Regions from separate parts of the Homo sapiens genome. Here region 2 is linked to region 1. The links are chromatin loops, found by intact Hi-C in ENCODE. Cell type or tissue: heart right ventricle. All regions are shown on one strand.

What was found. A loop is a pair of places that touch in the nucleus more often than their neighbours do. Peaks named below come from ENCODE experiments on the same cell type or tissue, not always from the same donor. Only the 100,000 strongest peaks of a DNase experiment are listed, where the experiment ranks them.
Region 2: it touches region 1 in a loop (14-fold over the local background); 20 of 110 quality-filtered maps call a loop at or near these places.

What each region holds. Positions count from the first base shown.
Region 1 is chr1:116,982,347-116,984,846 of GRCh38, reverse strand. It overlaps PTGFRN (prostaglandin F2 receptor inhibitor), which reads right to left. Exons shown (of 9, transcript NM_020440.4): 8 at 1-167. Among named protein-coding and RNA genes, the nearest start is that of CD101, 18 kb to the left of the region's middle. RefSeq lists an enhancer at 2,266-2,500. In heart right ventricle, no CTCF peak of the experiment used is centred here; no DNase peak of the experiment used is centred here; H3K27ac peaks cover 2,500 bases.
Region 2 is chr1:116,914,010-116,916,509 of GRCh38, reverse strand. The region is part of intron 1 of PTGFRN (prostaglandin F2 receptor inhibitor); the gene reads right to left. Among named protein-coding and RNA genes, the nearest start is that of PTGFRN, 5.3 kb to the right of the region's middle. In heart right ventricle, no CTCF peak of the experiment used is centred here; no DNase peak of the experiment used is centred here; H3K4me3 peaks cover 1,585 bases; H3K27ac peaks cover 2,500 bases.

The DNA of each region.
Region 1 (2,500 bases):
CAGCAAGAATTCCAGCACACTCACGCGCTCCAGGCTGAGGTCGCTCTTCCAGTCCCTCCGGGAGGTGGTCACGATGCCCTTCCGATCCAGGGAAGACAGGAGCACAGGAGCCTTGTCCAGGCCAAAAGAGTGCACCGCAAACCAGGACACATCAAAGGCCATGTCATCTACGGATTACCAAGCCAAAACCCTGGGGTCAGTGCAATGGGCAGAAGTCATATGTATGGCCACATCCATGTATGAGGCCCTTACTACGTATGGCAAGCACAACACTACATGCCTTCGGTCTCACTGGATCCTCACAACAGCCCTATGATGAAGGCACTATCATACTTTTATTCTGCCATTATTGCCAGACTATATACCTGCTCAAGGTCATGTAGTCAGCAGGTAGCAGAGTGTGCAGCTTAACCCAGGGAGTACAGCTCCAGAGCCCAGCCTCTTAACCACTGCACTGCTGCCACCCAGACTAAGGGGCCACAGGAAGAAGAGTCAGGGCCAAAAACTGTCTCCCACAGAGAACACTGATCCGAAAGCTGGTATGCCAGGACACTGCAGGCTCTCTCTCCCAAAGAAAGCCAGCTCCTTTGACAGTTTAGGCAGAAGAACCCAAGACTGGAAGGACACTAAAGTCATATGGAACAAAATGTACATAAAATGAATTGCACCAAATTTAGAGTTGTAAACAGTTTAGATTTTATTGTACACTATGGTTTTTCTTTCCTTGCAGAAGTGCTTAAGTTCAAAACAAGAGGAAAAAAAATGTCAAGCTGAGAAAATGGAACACAGTTTAACAGTCCCAGAGAGTAATGCTGAATCGTAAAGTACTCTGCAAAATTAAGATTCTAACAGCCTCAAATAAATTAATATGGGCATAAGAGAAAGAAGACTTTGGCACAAGTGGTAATTCTCATGGAATGTGAAAACAGAGCACACATCATAAGCCCTTGACCTCTTCCCTTGACTGGTACCAACCATTATCAGCTGTGTCGGCTCTGAGATTCATCCAGCAACAAAAGACAACAGCCATGACACTGTTGTCTTAAATCCACTTGAGAAAGCGTTTTATATAAATGTCAAATAACACAATTTTTTGCCGAACAAGAGATAACATTTGTTCATTTAGTAAAAATACACTAATAGCCTCAAAAAGCACATAAGGCAAATAAATTATTTTCAGATGCTTACATATTAAAAAAGTAAGCAGAACTAAAAGCAAGAATTTCTATGAAATTATCCAAATGATAATTCTTCCTTAGCTCACTCTAAACATGTAATATCTTCTCTTTTTCTCCCATTGACCCACTGTGGCACTTGAGCATAATTTTTTTTTTTTTTTTTTTTTTTTGTTCCCAGTGTCTCTCCAAGGAAACTAGCTCCCTGGGGGCAGAGGGAGTGCCATAAACAGCCTCATGCTCTCACAGTGCCAAGGGCAGAGTGGACACCCGCATCACTCTCGTCTTCAGTGAAAACTCTTAACTCAGTGCTGCTGTCACCTGCAGGTGCTGGGTGGTTGCTGAAGGCAAAAAGCCAAACCGGGTTCCCAGACTCTAAGCCCTGATCCCCGCTGTGCCTTATGGTGTGGGAGCCAGGCTCCAGGGCCAGGCTGCCTGGGCTAGCATCCCAGCACCAGCACTAATGAACCATGTGACCTGGGCGAGTTCCCCAAGTTCACTGAGACTTAGTTTCCTCATCTGCAAAATGAAAATGACAAAACCCAGGGTTAAATTTACCACATTTATTAAAATGCTTAGAACAGCACCTGGAACACAGTAAGTACTCAATAAAAGTTGGTCACCATGAACAACATTATCTCCACAGCTCAACACACATGCTCCTACACACAGACCTGCTAAGGGGAAGGGCATTACCAGCTGCAGCAAATGCAGCTGGTGGCCAGTCCACCCCAGCTGGTGGGCTGGGCCTCTGGCCACTGCAGGTACTGGCTGTTAAAATTCACACACCTGTACCCTCCCCCCTCCAGAGGCCGGGCTTAGGCTGATGGAAGCCGCCACCTGGAGGTTATGAACTGCTCTCGCTTCTTTGCCACTCAGCCTGTGGACAATGACTGACTAGTGAAGGGACAGAAAAGCCCAGTCCCCTTCCCTCCGGTGGGCCTACTCTGCAGTACACTCATGCTCCAGAACTCCCCGTGGGGAGGTGGACTTGCTCTGAATTCACACCTCGACTTGCCTTCTTCTCCAGCTCTATCTCAAGTCCCTCCCTCCCTCAGTGTTCTCCTGAGAACACTCCCTCAATCCATCACTCGCGTGCTTGTCTGTCTTTGCTTGCGGAGAACCTGACCTAAGATACTGCCTCAGAAGGGCCAAAGTCTGCTGTCCCCACCCCTGCTCAGCACAGAGGACCTTGGCCCACAAATCACTTATGCAACATGTCCTTCACAAAAGAGCATTCCCTCACAGCCCACAGCATGTGTGAGGAAAAACTAAATTACAACTTGTGTTTAATAATTCAGTATCTTCCATCCACACAGTCCAAG
Region 2 (2,500 bases), 68 kb after region 1:
GGGGAGTTCTGTCTAGTCCAGCTCTAAAGAAGAGCAAGGAAGAGCCATTATCAGAATATTCTTGGCTTGGAGTCACTTTTAAGCTCCAAGAAGTAACTCATCTGTCTGCCCACTATCTCTATTTCATTAGGATTCCAAGGTAGCACCCACTCTGAAATGTGCCCGGAACCCTTAGGCACAATTCCACTCTTCGCTATTCTAAGCCAAATTCATCCTAGACAGAGCAACAGTAGCCACGGGTTCTTCTCCACTCCTATGAAATATCCCAAGTGAGGTAAATATTTTCACATTCCAGCTGCTTGTAAAGGTGTGAAACAGGATGCAATTAAGGTCCCAGAACATTTTACTTAAACTTGAATCATGCTGCTTAGTGACACAATACAGAGTATTGTGGAGAAATCAGCCTTCAAAGAACACAAGCGAATGCACAGAGCCATGATCTCCAGCCTACTGGAAACGCATATTGCTGGGACACGACAGTGTTAACTTCTGGGTCTAATTCTGTTGCTTCCCAAAGACTACAGTTGGTGTGGGGAGAAATAGTCCAAGATCGAAAAAACCACTGACTGTGCCAACTGCAGCACTTCACCTTTTCCAGAAGATAAATTATGAAGAATTTTTGCCAGTTCAAGTTATTTTCCCAAAGCAGAGTCAAATGACCCTTGCAACCCTGCCTTTAAGAAACCAATGCAATTAAACAAAACAGCTATGAACTGCCTGGACAGCATCCTTCCAACTTCATTTGATAAAGTGAGACGCAGACACACATCGACAGACAAGCACACACCTTATTTAACTGCCAGACGCAGTGCCAATATGAAAATGTACATTCAATCTACGGGGGGAAAATCAGCTCAGCAGCTCATCGCTAAAACAAAACAGCCACATAAATGCCGACTAGCCTGCTGCCTTGTAAGGAATGATCACTGACAACTAGAGTTCCTATTCAGCAGGCTAATAAGAATAATTATAGCCAGGGCAGGCATTAATCAGCTTGGCAGATACAGGAATTCTGTTAACAAGGCTAAAATAAGTGCCAAGGAATCTCTGAAGGCCACAGCACTTCAAAGACTGTTAAAGCTGGATGGATTCACTAGGGTTCCTCCCACTGGCCTTCCTCCTCCTTCAGTGCTTTCCAGAGGCAGTTGCATTTCGGCCCGTCCTCAGAGCCGGCATGGCCACCTGCTAGGGTTGCAGAGATGCCACACCTCTGAGGTGCATGCTGGCACTGCCCTTCCCTTCAGGAAGTGTACCTGGGCTGCACTAACCCTGGATCCTCCTATTTTTAAATGCACTTTCACTTTCAAACCACTATCATCTTTCTTCACCTAAGCTAATCTCAAGCAATACGCAGCATAAGGTTTAGCGAACATTAGTAAACTTTTCCTTAGCAGAGACAGAATGGAGTCCTGAGATCAGATCCTAGGTCTGCTAGGAAGAATCTGTATGTCTCTAGACAAGTTAACTAACTTTTCTGGGCATCAGTTTCCTTATCTGTAATAAAGACAAAATAGTGACTTTCTCAAAGTATTGTTGTGAGGAATAAATACCAGAATGTACGTCAGAGCCTGACGCTTGATATGCAATCGAGAAATAGTAGCTATTATTAGTCTGTGCCTATTAGGTGCAGAGCCTTGTACAGAAGCTATGAGGAAAAAAAAACAAAATACTCAGTATGCAGAGACACACACACGTTAGGCAGGAGTGGCTGTGCCTGGGCAGGAGGGTGGACACATTTTTTTCCTTTTTTTTTTTTGAGACAGGGTCTCGCTTTGTTACCCAAGCTGGAGTGCAGTGGTGCGATCACGGTCCCCTACAGCCTTGACCTCCCAGACTCAAGTGATCCTCCCCACTCAGCCTCCCAAGTAGCTGGAACCACAGGCACATGCCACCATACCCGGCTAACTTTTCTTATTTTTTAGTAGAGATGGGGGTCTCACTATGTTGCACAGGCCGGTCTCGATCTCCTGATCTCAAGCAATCCTCCCACCTTGGCCTCCCAAAGTGCTGGGATTGCAGGCATGAGCTGACCTGTTTAGCCCAGATTTTTCTTTTGACCTTATATCCTTTGTAAGTAACACAGAGACTGTTAGCTGTTCCCTCAAAATCTGTCTTTCCCTTCTTCCATAGTAGCTGGCACATGGCTTCCCAGCTTTCCTTACAGCTAGTGTGGCATGGGCCCAAAGTCTCTCCAATAGAACGTGTGCAGAAATGATGTGTGCCACTTTCAAGTCTGACCCACAAAGACTCCAAATATTCTACTCTACGCTCTTTCCTCCTTTGTAGGGGCTGGAATGGTGATGACGACTACCAAAGTGATCTTAGAAACTGTGAGTTGAAGACAGCAGAACTGCCACCAGCTGGGGAGCCAGAATGACTGTGTAAAGCAGGGTTCCCACCCAACCCTTTCCTCTGAAGCATCTCCCTCGCATTGTTATATAAGACACATCTATTGTCTGAACCACTATGCTTTGAGTTTGTTAGAGCAGTTTAGCCTACC